3 separate regions of the Mus musculus genome follow, and regions 1 and 2 are each linked to region 3. The links are chromatin loops, found by intact Hi-C in ENCODE. Cell type or tissue: heart. All regions are shown on one strand. Links, peaks and the distances in the headings refer to the core of each region. The heading gives the core; the rest is flanking DNA. Region 1 holds the start of Zfp280b (zinc finger protein 280B). Region 2 has its middle 5.5 kb from the start of Mir678. Region 3 has its middle 11 kb from the start of Derl3.

Region 1 (5,859 bases), core at 625-5,624, 150 kb after region 3:
GCATATACATATATACATGTAAGGACAGAGGGAAAAAAGCCATGGATTTGAAAAAGCCAGGAGGGGTAGGGAAGGATCTGGAAGAAAGGGGAGAGGGAAATAATTATAATCTCAAAAATAAAAATACACATGAATAATAAAAAAAAGAAGTAAGCGGGGTATAGTGGCACACTGCTTTAACCCTAGCACTCAGGAGACAGAGACAGGCAGATCTCTGTGAATTCAAGGCCACCTGGTTATAGTGAGTTCCAGGACAACCAGAGTACACAATAAGGTCCTGTCCCAAAACAAAACAAACAAACAAACAAAACAAAAAAGCCATTAAAAAAAAAGCTAAAAGAGAAAAATTAAACAGAGTGAGGAAGACGTTGTCCTCTGGTCTTCACACACATATGCATGTTCACGTATACACATACAAACCACACACGCGCCCATCAAAAGCTGCAAATAAACGGGAGAAGCAAATGTCCCAGTTAGGGTGTCTATTGTCGTGAAGAGGCACTATGGTCCTGGGGCTGCTTTACAGTTTCAAAGTAAGTTTAGTCCATTGTCATCATGGCTTGAAGCCTGGCAGCTTTCAGGCAGACATGGCGCTGGAGAAGAAGCAGAGTTCTACATCTCCATCCACAGGCAAGAGAAGTAGCGACATCCCGGTCAGAATTGAGTTTCTAAGACCTCACAGCCCCCCTCCACAAGCGACAGTCTTCCTTCAACAAGGCCACACCCACTCCAACAAGGCCACACCTCCTCAGTGCTGCTCCCTAAGGGCCAAACATTCAAGCATACAGGAGTCATTTTTTTATTCATACCACCATAGCAAACTTTTCTTTTGGAAAAAAATGTTGCTTATTTTGGTATGTATTTGATGCACACGAGTGTATGAGTGAGTGTATGTGCATGTGTAGAGTTCAGAAGAAAACTTATCTTTTTATTTAAAAAACATTTTTTTTTTTTTTGAAATGCCTCTCTGTGTAGCCTTGGCTGGCCTGGAACTCTCTATGTAGATCAGGCTGCCCTTGAACCCAGAGATCTGCCTGCTGTAGCCTCTTGATCCATGGGATGAAAGGTGTGCGCCACCACACCTGGCAGACAATTTTCAAGAGCTGGTTTTCCACTGTGGGATCTAGAGATAGATCTATGCTTTTACCTAGCGATGCATCGATGGCCCCAAACCTTCAAAGGGTCATATAGTCAGACAGTCTCTGGTAATTAATACAATTTTCTGGTGTAGTAAGAAAACAAGCACAGAGCCGGGCGTGGTAGCGCACACCTTTAATTCCAGCACTCGGGAGGCAGAGGCAGGCAGATTTCTGAGTTGGAGGCCAGCCTGGTCGACAAAGTGAGTTCCAGGACAGCCAGAGCTATACAGAGAAACCCTGTCTCGAAAAACCAAAAAAAAAAAACCAAAAAAAACCAAAAAAACAAACAAAAAAAACCCCAAAAAACAAAAACAAACAAACAAACAAACAAAAAACAAGCACAGGCAAGAAGGAAAAGAATGAGCCGGGCGTGGTGGTGCATGCCTTTAATCCCAGCACTTGGGAGGCAGAGGCAAGCGGATTTCTGAGTTCCAGGACAGCCAGCGCTATACAGAGAGAAACCCTGTCTCGAAAGACCCAAAAAAAAAAAAAAAAAAAAAAAAAAAGAAAAAAAAAGAAAAGAAAAGAAAAGAAAAGAAAAAGAAAAAAAAAGAATGAGCATGTTGTGTTTCAAAACTGAAAACTGAAATTCGAATTTCATGTAATTTGCGCATGCTCCAAAAAGGCATTCATCTTTTGATGGTTTTTATTTTTTAATTTTTTTTTTTATTTTTAGGTTTCTTTGAGACAGGGTCTTACAGTATATCCCTGGCTGCCCTGGAACTCACTCTGTAGACCAGGCTGACCTTGAACTCAGAAATCCGCCTGCCTCTGCCTCCCAAGTGGGTGCACCACCACAGCTGCCCCGCTTTCTGATGTTTTTCAAACAACAAACACAAAACAAACAAACCGAACCTGGGACATCTGTTCTGAGTTTCCTTCCTGATAAAAACAGCCGGCTGATTTGGATTTGTCCCAGAGGCAGCTTTAAGGTTGTTTCAAATTCAGTAGCTAGGTCGTTTTCTAAGTGCAAGGGGCAAGCTTGTGTGCTTATGCAAAAGCTACACACTTGAGAGGAGCTGTCATAGCTGTAATACAGGTGGGCAAACAGTTTCCTAAAGGACTGGGAACCATCTCTGGCCCTGGGCCCAGGCTAGCTGAAGCTCCATTTTTTTTTTCCTTCTTTCTCTCTTATCTATGCCCCTCCCACCCTTCCCACCCCCACTCCTACCTCCTCTCCCTAAGCAGCCACGTTTAACTAGCAATCCTCCTGCCTCAGCCCCCGCTCCCACCCCACCCTATCCCCACCCCCGAGGGAATGCTGGAATGGACGAAAGGCCTGGCTTTGGGTTCCCAAATCTCGCAGGTCCAAGATTTCAGGGGTGGGCATCACCACTGCCTGATCGTCCCAGCTCAGTCCCTCCGCCCGCGGCAGTCACTAGGGGCGCCCGAGTGAGAGAACGCGCCCAGGGGCCTTGAGGAACCAATCAGATCGGCGCTACGCCGCGCGGCTGACCTCGCGTCCACCCTTGGCAGCCAATCACAGGTCGCCGTGGGCTAGTGCGCGCCGGCCGGGGCTTTGGTGTTGGAGCGGCGGGGCCCTGGAGGTCGTGGTGCGGGGCTTCCCGCGCAGCGCCTCGCGGGCCGGGGCGTCCGGGGGAGGCTCAGGTACGCCTGCCGGGAGGTAAGGACAGGGGCGTGGTGCTGGTGACCTCTGCGGGAGCGACCGGGAGGGGACGCCGGGTGAGGGCCTTCTGCGAGTCCCGGGGAAGCGAGCGTGGCTAGGCCGGGAGCCCAGAGACCCCTTCCTGGCAGCCTCCCTCTCCCACGAACCCCCCAGTCCTGGGGCTGGGCCTGCACCCCTTAAATGCCATTCCCATCGCCGAGGGCCCCTCACCTAAAGTCCTGGAGGCTGCAGACCTCGCTACTGGGCTCTCCGACGCCTGCCTCGAAGCTCTGCCACTAGGGAAGGAGGAGGGAGGACCACTTCGTTGAGACCCATTCAAAAAAGTAGGTACAGACGAAATCCGGGTTTGTAGATTAAGTCCCACTCCCAGTTTGGAGATCTGCAGGCCCTTGGAGGCTTTAAAAAGCCATTTTTCTGCGCCCCTCCCCTTCCCATACAGCAATATCTTGTTTATTTTGTTGGCTTTGTGCCCCCTTTGAGCCCCAGTGCAGCTCTCGGGGCTCCTAGCTAGCTAGTTTTGCTTTGAGCAGTGCTCGGTGGGTTGTGTTGTTTTGTTTACTGGGCTATGGTGTTGGAAGGTAGCGTATAAGGTGCTTATAATAACCACACAGACGACAGGGTTGAGGGAGTAGCTTAGTTGGTGGAGTGCTTGCTTGCCTAGTACTACACAAACCGGTTGTGATGACCTCGCACCCAGTACTTGGTTAAGAGGAGACAGACGGCTGTTTCTTTCGTATCAGAGCTAACAAAACGGAAAATAAGCATGAAATAACTGGTAGGTAGTGAAATGGAGTAAAATCTTTTAACACGTAAAATGTAACTAAATCTTAAGAGGTTCTCTGTCTGTCTGATTTACCCCAAGTATGTGACTTGCAGCTCTTGGACTCTCTGAAGCTATTAAAAGTTACAGCGTATATCTGCGGTAAGAGAAAAGGTCTACCTCATTTTCTGACTTCTGTTTGCTGCTGTGATTTGATAAAAAAAAAAAAAAAAATCATTACCATGGGTGATAGCAGAAGGCAGAGGCAGGCGAATCTCTATGAGTTTGAGGGCAACCTGGTCTACAGCGGTAGTAACAGGACAGCCAAAGCTACCCTGTCTTGAAAACAGACAAAGGAACAAAAATTAGTGTTTTGGAATTTCCTGCGGAAATCACAATGGTAAGATAAGTTCAGGACAAGTAGAATTTTGGAACTTTTTTGTTTTGTTTTTGTTTTTGTTTTTCGAGACAGGGTTTCTCTGTATAGCCCTGGCTATCCTGGAACTCACTTTGTAGACCAGGCTGGCCTCGAACTCAGAAATCCACGTGCCTCTGCCTCCCAAGTGCTGGGACTAAAGGCGTGCGCCATCAACCCCGGCATTTTGGAACTTTCTAAGTTGCTTCCTCAAACAGGAAGGAAGTGGTAGATGTACTTTTTTTACCTGAAATCTTGAAAAAGAAAAAGTAGATGCTATGGATGCCTTGTAAAGCTGACTTCCTTTTTCTTTAGTTGCAGTAGGAGGTGCAAATGGGTTGATATACATATCTTAAGATTCAGCTAATGCAGGAAAATGTTCCCACTTGGATTTGTCCCCACCCTGCCTTTTGAAAGAGGGTCTCTTAGCCTGGGCTGTCATTTCCTCCCTCCAGGTCCTCCCTTGTATGTGCAACCTGCTAAGTCTCTATGATGCTACTTGTATGTTTTTGGGTCTGATCGTTTGTTGTTCCTCCCTGGGGGAAGGGTTAAGGACTCTGGGAGCTTTCCCTGGTCCACATTAGCATCTCTTGACTTCGTCCTTGTTGAGATCACGTTGATGTGGTTAGGGATCTATATTGGTGAAGTCTCATAGATATTTGAGGAATAGTAGTGTTAATTTCTTTTTTCTTTTCTTTTTTTTGTTTTTTAGATTTATTTATTTATTATATGTAAGTACACTATAGCTGTCTTCAGACACTCCAGAAGACGGAGTCAGATCTTGTTACAGATGGTTGTGAGCCACCATGTGGTTGCTGGGATTTGAACTCCGGACCTTTGAAAGAGCAGTCGGGTGCTCTTACCCACTGAGCCATCTCACCAGCCCTGTTAATTTCTTTTAAAGTCTGGTAGAATTCTGCCCTGAATCCATCTAGACCTGGACCTTTTTTTTTTTTTTTTTGGTTGGGGGACTTCCAGTTTTTTATTTCTCTGGGGTTTTTCTATATATAACATTTTCATTATCCATCCCTTGAAGGTCATTTAGGTGTGGTTTCCCATTTCCTTCTTGTTGTGGATTGGGTAGCAGTGAACATGGCTGAGCAATGATCTTTGAAGTCGACCATCCTTTGCGAAGATGCCAAGGAATGGTGTAGCTGGGTCATATGGTAGATTTAGTCCCAAATTTTTGAGAATTCTCCACCCTGATTTTCAGAGTGGCTGTGTTAGTTTTAAATCCTGCCAACAGTGAAGGAGGAGGGCTCCCTTTACCCCCACATCCTCTCTAGAATTTTTTGGTGTCTGTATGTTGATCCTTACTATTCTGACTGTGCTACCATGAATTCCACCGTTGCTTTCATTTGCTTTGCCCTAATAGCTAAGGACAGTGAATAGTTTTTGAGACATTTCTTAGCCATTTTTATTCTGTTGAGAATTGTCTGTTCAGGTTCCAAACCCATTTTTTTGAATGTTTCTCATTCCCCCCTCCCCCCCCAACTCTCTCTTTTTTCTTTGACTTAGTGGTTTCTGAGCTCTTTCTATATTCTAGAAATGAATCCTCTGCAGATGTGTATCTGGCAGAGATGGCTGTGTGGGCCTTCTCTTGAGTTAATTGTTTCCCTAGCTGTGCAACATCTTTTTGTTCTTGGGAAAATGGAGTCCTCTTCAGAATGTCTTTTCCTGCACCTAGATCATGTAGGGCACTGCCTGTTTTCTTGTCACCATCCAGGGTTGTACATCTAGGTCTTTGACCTTTTGGAGTCCACTGGAGTGAGTTATTGTCTGGGGTTAAGATATAGGTTCAATTTCATTCTTTGATTGTGAACATTTAATTTTCCCAGCACCATTTGTTGAAGGTCCTTTCTTCCTGTCAGCTTACGTTTGGTATTGCTGCCAGATATTAAGTGGCTGAATAACTCTA
Region 2 (5,859 bases), core at 371-5,370, 320 kb after region 3:
AGCCATGATACCACAAAACAGATGGCAGCCACCTCGCAGGCAGCCCCAAGCAGGACCATGATGGTTTTATATATCATTGCTTCTTAAACTTTTTTTCAAACACTACCACTTATCACAGAGAAAACTTTTATATAAATGTTGAGGTTTAATCTTTGCTATGTATTGTAATGCTAAGTACAGGCCCCCAAGACCTGGTTGTCCAAGAGATGAGAGAGTCTGCATGTAGACCAAAGTGACGCTATGTGTCCTTGCCCCTAAATTATTTCTGATTGGTGAATAAAGATGCCGGCAACCAATAAATAGTTGGACAGAAGAGACCTAGGCAGAGTTTAGTGCTCCTGGGCTTGAGGCTGGGGAGAATCATGAGGTGGAGGAGAAGGTGGGAGAGGAGGAAGCCACCATGGGTTACATGAGTTATAAAATAAGGGCCATGTGGGCTGGCTGATTGGAGTTAAGAGCAGCCCAGATGAAACATGGCACATTATATAATGGGATTATTGGCTGGGAAATAGACATAGTAGCATAGAGGATAGATACCTGCCCAGCTCATGTGCTGATTAAGGCTTATTATAATTATAAAGGCTACATATGTCTTTTATCTGTGAACTAAATGGCCAAAGGCAGGGTAGAAACCCCAGATTGTGATTAAATATTTCTACAACATGCAATCATATAAGATTTTATATCAACGAGAGTGTATATTCATGTTTTATAACAGTGATACTTTTGTGGGCATCTTCTACATTAGTAGGATCTTTAACTATTTCAATAACTGTCACATAATATATGCATCATAATTTATTTAATAAATATCATATTTTAAGTTTTTCCTAATTCTACCTTTTATAAAGAACACTATGGTCATTGACTGTACACTTTCTTAAAAATTCTTCCCTCATGCAAAACATCCCAGCCACAGTTTCCCCTCCCCCCACTCCTCCCAGCTCTGCCCCACCCCCTTCCTCTCCCCCAGATCCACTCCGTCTCCATTTTCCTTCAGAAAAGAGCAGGCCTGCCAGAGATATCAACCAACGGCTGTCTTAGTCAAGGTTTCTATTGCTTTGATGAAACACCAGGACCAAAAATCAAGTTGGGGAGAAAAGTGTTTCTTCAGCTTACATTTTCACATTGCTGCTCATCACTGAAGGAAATCAGGACAGGAGCTCACACAGGGCAGAGTCATGGAGTCAGGAAACAGTGCAGAAGCCATGGAGGGCTGCTACTTACTGCCTGGCTTCCCATGGCTTGTTCAGCCTGCTTGTTTGCTTGCTTGCTTTTTAAAGATTTATTTATTTATGTGTATATGTAGCTGTCTTCAGACACACCAGAAGAGGGCATCAAATCCCATTTTGGATGGTTGTGGGTTACCATGTGGTTGCTGGGAATTGAGCTCTGGACCTCACAAAGAGCAGCCAGTGCTCTTAACTGCTGAGCCATCTCTCCAGCCCCCAGTCTGCCTTCTATAGACCACCAGCTCAGGCATGACACCATCCATAATGGAATGTGCCCTCTCCCATCAATAACTAAGTAAGAAAATGCCTTACAGCCGGACTTTATGGAAGCATTTTCTAAACTAAGGCTCCCTCCTTTTAGATACCTTTAATTTGTGTGTCAAGTTGACAAAAAACCAGCCAGCACAAGTGACCCCCTTGTCAACTTGATCCACATACACATACCTTTTAAGCCATAACCCTTTTCTTACTCATCCCCAAGATCTCACATTAAAAACATAAATAACTTTAAAAGTTCTCCAGTCTTTACAAATTCAAGCACATTAAAATTTCAGTCTCTTTAAAATATCCAACCTCCCATAAATTCCAAAATCTCTTTGAAAAGTTCAAAGTCTTTCAGTGTGGGCTCCTGTAAAAATCAAATTTAAATTAAATACCTTCTTCAAGAGGGAAGAACCAGGGCACAGTCACAATCTGGACAAAGCAAACCCAAACTCTAAGAATGTAAATAACTCAATGTCTAATATCTGAGATTCACTCACTATTTTCTGGGCTCCTCCAACGGGTTTGGGTCTGCTGTCTGCAACACACACAGCTTGTCTTCTAGGCTCTGGCTGGCTCCACTCCACTGCTGCTGCTGTTCTTGATGGTCATCCCATGGTATTGGCATTTCCAAAACACTGGGGTCTGTTGCTGCAACTGGGCTGCACTTTCACCAATGGCCTATCATAGACTCTCTTCATGGTGCCAACCCTCTATTTCTTTGCATGACCCCTTTAATCCTGGGCCTTCAACTGCCACTGTGGCTGCACCTTCACCATTGGCCTCTCCTGGCTCCTCACAGTGCCAAGCTTCAGCTGCTCTCCATGAACCCTTCATGCCTTCAAACCAGTACCACCTGGGTGACTCTTACACATCACAAGGTGAACCACCAACGAGGTACGATGGTGGCCGCCTCTAGAACACAGCTTCTCTATGCCCTCAGGAAGCCCTTCCCAGAAGATTTCACCTTGTGTTGGTCTTCTCTTAGTCCCCACTAATTTCTTAGCTCCAGCTGGCCAGCACCAAGTCCCAGGAACACAAAGAATTCAGTTCAGTGGTGCGGGTTTCTTGTTAATTATAACTGAAGCTGTCTCTCTATCCTCAGCTGACCAGAATGACAGAATCTTAATTCAAAACAGCAAACAGCCGTGATAGACTTTGAACATCCCTCTGGAACTTCACAAGGCAATCCTCCATCTCTTGCATGCCTCAACGCTCAATGGTTCTTCTAGCCCAAAGTTCCAAAGTCCTTCCACAACCCTCTGCAAAACAGGGTTAGATCTGTCAACAATGCCTCACCACTTGTCTGAGTTAGGGTTTCTGTTGCTACAATGAAACACCATAACCAAAAATCAAGTTGGAAGGCAAAGGTTTATTTGGCTTACACTTCCATGTTACTGTTCATCACAGAAGGAAGTCAGGACAGGAACGTTAACGGGGCAGGATCGCAGAGGCAGGAGCTGATGCAGAGGCCATGGAAGGGTGCTGCTTTCTGGCTTGCTACCCATTCAAGCCTCTTTGCACATTTATTGGGGAGAAATCTGCATAGTAAAATTTGTGTTAGTGGTCCCCCCTCTTGGAGATTAGGTCAAAAGAGGAAAGCATTTCAGTGAAAACCTCATTGTGTTTAGTAAAACATAAGTTTGAGGGGCTACCAGGAATGATGAATGTAACCATTTGTCAAAAGCTCTTGAAACAAGCAGCCAGCGCGCCCCCTGGTGGTGATAAGTAATTAGAGGGGATTAATTCTGCAGAAGTTCCTAAGACAAACCGTGTTCCATTCCAGATTTAAGGACTCAGCCCACCCATCTAAGATAGCAGTTTTAAAATCACGTGTTCTTCACCATTACAGAACAAGGCATAGAAGAGGGGTTGGTGAGACGACTCCGCGGGTAAGAGTACTGACTGCTCTTCTAAAGGACCCGAGTTCAGCAACCACATGGTGACTCACAACCATCTATAATGAGTCTGATGCCCTCTTCTGGTGTGTCTGAAGACAGCTACTGTGTACTTACATATAATAATAAATAAATCTTAAAACAAACAAACAAAACCTAGCAAGGCACAAAGGATCATTTAGCAGCCACCTGTGTGCCCTCTTCCGCCACCCTCCTCTCTGGTGCTAGAGCCTTCAGCAGCGCACGGGGTCTTTATTCTTTCTGAAATCATTCTTTCTCTTCATCATGCCCGTTTACCTAAAAGGCATATGTGGGGCTGGAACGATGTCCCATTGGTTAAGAGCATTGGCTGCTGGCTGCTCTTCCAGAGAATCTGAGTTCAATTCCCATCATCCACATGAAGACTGCTCAGAATGGTTGTGAACCCCAGTTCCAGAAGATCTTACTCCCTTCTCTTTCTTTTATGTATTTATTTATGTATTATATATAAGTAAACTGTAGCTATCTTCAGACACACCAGAAGAGGGCATTGGATCCCATTACAGAAGGTTGTGAGCCACCATGAGGTTGCTGTGATTTGAACTCAGGACCTCTGGAAGAGCAGTCAGTGCTCTCAACCACTAAGCCATCTTTCCAGCCCCCCACTCCCTTTTCTGTCTTCCGCAAGCACCAGGCACAAATATTACACACAGACATACATACAGGCAATGCACCCATAGACATAAAAAAAGTAAAATAAAATAAACAAAATAAGAAGACAGTTGTATCATCGTATCTATTTTTCTACGTAGCAGTGTGTCATCACTGAAGTTGATGGAGTCACTAACAAGTTAATCTTGAGCGCATCTTGGAACCCGGTGGCAAAGAGGCCTCAGCTATGATTATGACTTCGTGCTCCAACCTCATCCTCTCGTACAGGAGTTACTGGCAACCATTCCAGGTCATGCGATGGGGTGCGGAAGACAAATTCCAGGGGGAGCAGTTAGGGCTAAGGGCTAAGGTGGGGGTGGGCTGGGGGGTAGAGTCTGGGAGAAAGGAATATAGATCTATGAGGAAGGGCGATACTGTTCCTCTAAGTCGTTGCCCCCGGCCCCAGAAGGGATCTGTGGCTCAGATGACAATCAAAGACTGCGACCTGAGTCGAGTCTGGGCCTTGGTGAGACCATGGATGGAGTTGGATGAGGGAGGTTAGGAAAACTGGATATGTCTCTCGAGAGGCATAGTGATAGCAACAGAGGGGAACAAACGAAGGGTAATAGAATCAGAACACGAAATGGGTTAAATACCGATGGGGTCAGGGTATGGAGGTAGATGGGATGAACACGGACCTGCGTGAGGTTGGAGGAGGAGGAGGAATCTGGAAGAGGTGGGGCAGATGATAAAGGTTGTAGAACAGGGGAAGGGAGCCCTATAAAGGGTCCTGGGTTTCCGAAAGCCGCAGAACAGGCAGTGAGGTGACCAGTGGAAGGAGCCCAGCTACAAAGCGGAGCAGACACAATCTGCCCGCCGCCCACCGGTGCTGCCAAGGCCCAAACAGAGCAGGGAGCAGTGGCCCACCGTACCCCGGCAGTGGGGCGGGAGTTCCAGCACCCGGAATCATGTCTAGGTTCCGGGGGATCTTGCCATGTGAAGCGGGTCGGGGCCACGGGCCCTACTAATGCTAGGGAAGGACCCTCCGGTGTAGAGCCCGGGGAGGAAAAGGTACGGGGGGGGGGGGGGCACTGGGTGGGGAGGGGCGGTGTGAGGCTCCAAGAGTGAATTGGTAAGACTGGAAATTTCCTGTCTGGGGAGGAAAGATGTGCCACCTACTGGCAAGTCGGGGAAAAAACAGCAGAATTTGAGACAAGGTTTCTCTGTGTAGCCTGGCTGTTTTAGAACTCAATCTGTAGACTAGGCTGGCCTTGAACTCAGAGATCCTTCTGCCTCTGCTTCCAGAGTTCTGGGATCAAAAGCACTCGCCACTACCGCCCAGCTAATACTATCTTTTAATAACCAAGTTTGTGGTCCTTTTAAGAAAATCTGAACAAGGCGGGATAGGTCGAAGAGAATCTTGGATAAAGGAGATCTGTTTTGGGGAAAGTGTGTGTCAGCTAAGGACTGTTAAGGATTAACGGGGATTAAGGACTGTTGACTGTCATCATGGTTAACTTCCAGACTCTGCATGGGAGCACTGAGCCTTAGAACTCTTCTGTAAGTAGGAACGGTAATGATTTAAGGTTGCCAAGGAAAAATTGGTCCCAAACGGGGTGTGTGTGTGTGTGTGTGTGTGTGTGTGTGTAATAAATATGTCTATGTGGTAAAGCTATTGGGGAGATGGTAGAATCCACACACCGGTTGTCTTTTGTTGGGAGCGACCCTGTTTGAATGTTAACTGCCTTGTCAGCCATAAGTGCTTACTTACAAAGTCTTGGCTTTAGTGGAAAAGTATTAGCTTAGTTGAGATTTCTGTGGGAAAAAGTTGAGGCCTC
Region 3 (5,859 bases), core at 410-5,409:
GATCAGGAAAAGCCTTGGAGTCTTGATTTTGACAGCCAGGGATAATTCATGAGAGGCAAGTCTAGAACCTGACTGGAGCCTGCCGTAGAGAGGTCCCCTCCTCAGTCTGTTGAGTCTACAGTGAAGCTGGCCTGCAAATAAACGCTTGCGGAAAGAGCAAATAATTAGAGTTTAGAACGTTACCGGTATCCTGTGGTCCTAGCACTGGGGAGCTGGGGAGGCAGTGTGCAGGCAAGAGGCCATTGGGTTCAAGGACAAATCAGGATGTAAAGCAAGGTCCTGTTTCAAAAAATAAGCAGCCTGAGCCGGGCGTGGTGGCACACACCTTTGATCCCAGCACTTGAGAGGCAGAGGCAGGCGGATTTCTGAGTTCGAGGCCAGCCTGGTCTACAGAGTGAGTTCCAGGACAGCCAGGACTATACAGAGAAACCCTGTCTCGAAAAACAAAACAAAACAAAACAAAAAAACCAAAAAGCAGCCTGGATGTAGTGGTGCACGCTTGGGGTGTGGAAGGAGGTCAGCTGGCGGATTGGAAGTTCACGGTCTTCCCCTGCTACATAAGGATCAAGGCCAGCCTGGGCTACAGGACATGTTGCCTCACACACATCATCTTGATTCCAGGCTGTAAGGGTGACTGAGTTTATCCTCCATCTGGGTCTTTCTGTAATGCTGAATCAGTTATAGCCGGAGGTGGCGTGGCATGGAGCGTGGGGGCGTGGCATGGAGTGGGGGCGTGACACTGCATCTCTGGGCCCTCCATACATCAAAATCAATGCACAATTACATTAAGTCCACACAAAAGAGACTTACATGCTGCCAGGCAGTGGTGGCGCACGTCTTTAATCCCAGCACTTGGGAGGCAGAGGCAGGCAGATTTCTGAGTTCGAAGCCAGCCTGGTCTACATAGTGAGTTCCAGGACAGCCAGGGCTACACTGAGAAACCCTGTCTTGAACAAAACTAAGAAGAGAGAGAGAGAGAGAGAGAGAGAGAGAGAGAGAGAGAGAGAGAGAGAGACTTACATGCTTTGGCCATCAGGAACTGCAAGTTAAATTCACAACAGCTAAGCCTCGATTAAACCCCCAGTTTCAGTCTCATCCAATGAACAGATTCATTCTGACAGTGCCAAGTCCCAGAAGAAAAGGGGGTGGGTGCACTTGGGCTAAAGATTCTACAAGGCCAAGTGACTGAACTTGGAGAATGTAGGGTTAAAACCTTGCAAATCAGAGGTAAATTATCTTGGGCTCTTTCAGTCTGTCTGAAAGCCTTCATTGTTTACCCCCTGTCTGACCTAACATCTTAAAATGTATTCTTGGCAAACCACTAGCTTTCAACAGTCTAAAACCTCAGACGATTATCAGCTAATATCTGGAGCCTATAGTAGAATTTTCCCTACTTTGCTATAACCCCTGACCTGTAACCCACATCACAGTAAGTAGTTTGATTTATTATTTTCTGTTCTGCAACTAATAAAGTCTCCTGGAACCATGTCCACAGCAGAACATGGTATTTGTTCAGACCTGAATCTGTCTGCGTTCCCAGCCCACATTACTCATATGTGCCTGCAGAACAGGCTATCCCTGACCCCGTCTGAGATGAGAACTGTGGTTTTGTGCCAACAGCGGTGATGAGCTAAAGTCGCTGCTGCTTTGCTGACCAGGGAAACATAAGTTGGTATAGCAGCCCAGGAGAGAAGTTTGGGTGTTGGCAAATTCAGGTTGTAAATAGCTCTGAACCAGCAACCCCCAGCAGATCTTTGGTTTGCCTTGGAGAAACTGTTACCCCTATGTGCAAGAACTCTTCACAAAGGCAGCATTGTTTGTAGCCTAGGAAAGCTGGAAACAACTCAGCTGTCAATCATCAAGCAAACAGAGAAGAAATAAACTTTGGTATATAATAGAATAACCCTCCACTGGAACACAGAGAGAGTATGTGCAGTGGGTAAAATCATCAACATAGGGGCATTAAAGTTGGAAGGAAGCCAGGCCTGGTGGTGGCACACACCTTTAAGGCGAACAGTGGAGAGCTGGAGGCAGCAGCTCAAGGTCGGCCTAGGCTACACAGACACTTGGGTCACAAGAACAGAGAAAAACAAAAAACAAAACCAAGAGGGGGTGGGGAGAAGGAAGGGAACGGAGCTCCCAGGTCAGCAGCTTGCAGACATTCATTCTTACATTATTTGAAGATCCTTTGCATATGAAGGGAAAGAAACCCTTGGGTGGGGCAGATGCATATGCCCTTGTTCCCATCACTGCTATAGGGATAACTGGTTTCTTTAGTTCTCCCCTCCTCAAAGATATTTCTCGGGTGCCCTGAAATAGCCCCACAGTGTCACGGGTCTGATGTGTGCAAGCCCTCTTCCCTCAACCTTTCGCTAGCAAGTGCAAGGTTCGGCCTCGGCAAACATTAACCGACAGGGTAGGGACGTTGTCATCATAGCTGTCTCGATAGCCCCTTGGCACCGGCGTCGGTTCTTCGGTTTTTAGTCCTCAACGACCCACGAGTGGGTGGCTCGGCCTTCTGTATCCAGAAAACCTTGAGGTCAACCCTACGCTGCCTGCAACCGGTTAGATCAGAGCTGGTCTTACCCAAATGGCAAAGCCAGCCTGGCAACCCGGCAAGCTTTGTTTACAGTTGAAGTCAACCCACCCCTCCCACCCCCACCCCCACCCCCACCCCCACCCCGCACACTCCTAAGCCTCGGCTTCCAGGATTGGATACTCATTGGATACTCACGTAATGTTTTTACCCAGGGAGAAGGCTGAGAATGGAGGTACAAAGCCCACCGACAGCTCCTGGCCCCTCCTACCAGCTAGGATTACCTAGTCTGCAGATGGTGAATGAGAGGATAGACTCCCCCAGCTGTAGAAATCCAGAAATCACTGTGCTGAGACCACCTGGTCAGCCATATCTTTATCTCAGCGAGAATTGTTTATTGAGTTAGTTCTCAAAACAGTCTGCTTTGTCTGAGCAAGCAATTAATTTTTTTAATTAATAAATAAGAGATTACAAATTCCTCAAACCTGTCTTGATCTGCAGTACCCTCTATTTCCCCGACACCTAAGCCCAGGGCCAATTCCTCTAAGGGTCCTGATCAGCTAGCTCCTTCCCCTTAGTACAACTTCCATTCTGGGGTAGAAAGTTGGGGCCCCTCGCTGCTGTGCTAATAAACGCAGGCCCGTTTACTGAGGTCAGAATTTGCTCTCTTTCTTGCCTTCCACTATTTTTTTCTGGGCTCTTTAATCAAACAGACTAATTGAGGCCCAGAGCGGGCACACAGCGGGAACAGTAGAGGGCAGCTCGTATTAAAGGTAACCCATTAGCCAAATAGGTTCCAGTCCTTCCTCTCACCGGTCCCTCTGCCACTCTACTCTTCGGTATCTCCTCCAGGGACTTAGACTAGGAGCCCACCCCCGCGCGGCTGCAGGAGCTCAGCCAGGATTGGCCACGGATTCTGCCAGGAACCTGCTCTCCTCAGCTCTGCTCCACCCCGTCCTGATTTAACTCTGGAGATTTCCCACGCGGCGCATACACTTTTGTCGCCAGGAGGCGACACACTACATATTCTGCAGAAGTCAGACTTTGTGGTGTGTGTGTGTGTGTGTGTGTGTGTGTGTGTGTGTGTGTGTGTGTCAGGCCATCAGAATTGGCAACAAGCACCTTTAACTTCTGAATTACCTCCAGTACTCAGATTAATTTTTTTTTTCAAGACAGGGTCAGATTAATTTTTAAAAAGGTATGTTTTTGATTTTTTTTGGAAATTTATCGTGTCTTTTTTTTTTTTTTTTTTTTTTTTTTTGAGACAGGGTTTCTCTGTATAGCCCTGGCTGTCCTGGAACTCACTTTGTAGACCAGGCTGGCCTCGAACCAAACTCAGAAATCCGCCTGCTGCCTCCTGAGTGCTGGGTTTAAGTGTCTTAAAATTCCTAGTGCAGCACTTAAAACTCCTTCCAAGCTTCTTTGGGCCCTGGATTTTGGCCAACTAAAAAACAAACAAACAAACAAACAAACAAACAAGGGCTGGAGAGATGGCTCAGTGGTTAAGAGCACTGACTGCTCTTCCAGAAGTCCTGAGTTCAATTCCCAGAAACCACATGGTGGCTCACAACCATCTGTAATAGGATCTGATGCCCTCTTCTGGTGTGTCTGAAGACCATGACAAGTGTATTCACATACATAAAATAAATAATAAACCTTAAAAAAAAACAAAACAAAATAATAACCATCAGTGCCACACTCTCTGGAAACTGACTGCTTTGTATAATTTGGATAAGAAGAGTCAAGCCAAAGTGTTTGGGTTGTCTAATAGGAACTGATGGGGAAATTGCTCAAAGGCAGGTCCAGGTCTGACTTTGCCACAGGGCTCCTTGGAGTCTTCCAAGCCGGCTGCTAGTTAGCAGGCACATCATCAGGAATCTGAGTCATCAAGTTAAGTTACCCTATAATTAGAATCTATATGACTGATTGCTCTGGTTAGGTCCTATGTTTTGAGGTATTCAGCCACATTTATTGTTGTTGTTTGTTTTTTCAAGACAGGGTTTCTCTGTGTAGCCCTGGCTGTCCTGGAACTCACTCTGTAGACCAGGCTGGCCTTGAACTCAGAAATCCGCCTGCGCCAGGCATGGAGACGCATGCCTTTAATCCCAGCACTTAGGAGGCAGAGACAGGAGGATTTCTGAGTGAGTGATTGATTGCGTAGGCTGTCAAGACTGCTCAGTGGGTTGCCACACAAGCCTAACGACCTGGGTTCGATCACTGGAATCTGACAGAAGGCTAGAACTGACTGTAGAAAGTTACCTTCTCCCCTCCACATAGGCCCCGTGGCATATGCATGCTTCGTGTGCCTGTGCTGGGATTCCAGGCCTGTGCTACCATGCCTGGGGTCGTCCATGCTTTTAAGTCTCAATTAGAGTAGGCTGCCCATGACGCATCCTTAGTCCTACGGCCAAGGACCTTCAGGTTAATGTGTTGTGATGATCATGTATGTCATACATTTGTAAACTAAAAGACGAATGCTCCTGTTCACCTGTACAGACAGAAATGCTCTGAGACCGCTCTGGCCAAACTAGTGTTCTCAGTGCGGGAACGCCTAACCAGCTCATTAGCCATCCCCACAGACCAGTGGCTACTGGTCAGACCAAAGTGATGTCCAGGCTCCAGAAAGTTTGCCAACCTGAGGAAGCAAAACGGTCATTTGGGCACAAAGGCCTGTACTGGCACATGGCCCTGATTTGGGCGACTCCTCTAATGAAAATGATGTTCTTAGGACCCCAGATTGAGCACCAAAGCTGTCAAAGCCTAGCTTTCACCCCAAAGGGAGTGAGAGATTACTCTAAGTCAAATACAAAAATGACCATGTTTTGTGAACATAGATTTCAGATTTCCCTGAATATTTTCTAACAAGAAGCTGTTCTATGTGTGGCCAGGTGGTGGTGGCACATACTTTAAATCTCAGCACTGAGAAGGCAGAGGCTGGTGGATCTCTGAATTTGAGACCAGCCTGGTCTACAGAGCGAGTTCCAGAACAGTCAAAATTACACAGAGAAACCTTGTCTCAAAAAAGGGGCAGGACTGGTGGGGGAGTAGGGGTATAGTGGTGAGTGAAAAGGTAGCTCAGAGGTTAAGAGCACTGACTGCTCTTCCAGAGGTCTTGAGTTCAATTCCCAGCAACTACATGGTGGCTCACAACCATCTGTAATGGGATCTGATGCCCTCTTCTGGTGTGTCTGAAGACAGCTACAATGTACTTATATACATAAAATCAATCATTAATCAATCAATCAATCAATCTTTAAACAAGCATAACAACAATTATCACCAGAGCAGCTGCTACTGCTTGTAACAGACCCTCAAGACTGAGC

Evidence for each region. A loop is a pair of places that touch in the nucleus more often than their neighbours do. Peaks named below come from ENCODE experiments on the same cell type or tissue, not always from the same donor. Only the 100,000 strongest peaks of a DNase experiment are listed, where the experiment ranks them.
Region 1: a loop joins it to region 3, with 2.2 times the contacts of the local background. A loop is called at or near these places in 2 of 42 quality-filtered maps.
Region 2: it touches region 3 in a loop (2.8-fold over the local background); 5 of 42 quality-filtered maps call a loop at or near these places.

Annotation. Positions count from the first base shown.
Region 1 is chr10:76,029,987-76,035,845 of GRCm38, forward strand. Zfp280b (zinc finger protein 280B) reads left to right here and starts at 2,626. Exons shown (of 2, transcript NM_177475.3): 1 at 2,626-2,763. In heart, for the core only: a CTCF peak has its summit at 2,522; a DNase peak (open chromatin) is centred at 2,525; H3K4me3 peaks cover 2,521 bases; H3K27ac peaks cover 1,723 bases.
Region 2 is chr10:76,198,976-76,204,834 of GRCm38, forward strand. It overlaps the pseudogene Gm2628. Among named protein-coding and RNA genes, the nearest start is that of Mir678, 5.5 kb to the right of the region's middle. In heart, for the core only: CTCF peaks have their summits at 3,207 (motif pointing left), 3,406 and 5,215 (motif pointing left); no DNase peak of the experiment used is centred there; H3K4me3 peaks cover 695 bases; H3K27ac peaks cover 546 bases; H3K27me3 peaks cover 240 bases.
Region 3 is chr10:75,879,852-75,885,710 of GRCm38, forward strand. No RefSeq gene overlaps it. Among named protein-coding and RNA genes, the nearest start is that of Derl3, 11 kb to the right of the region's middle. In heart, for the core only: a CTCF peak has its summit at 3,504; a DNase peak (open chromatin) is centred at 3,500; H3K4me3 peaks cover 1,210 bases; H3K27ac peaks cover 833 bases.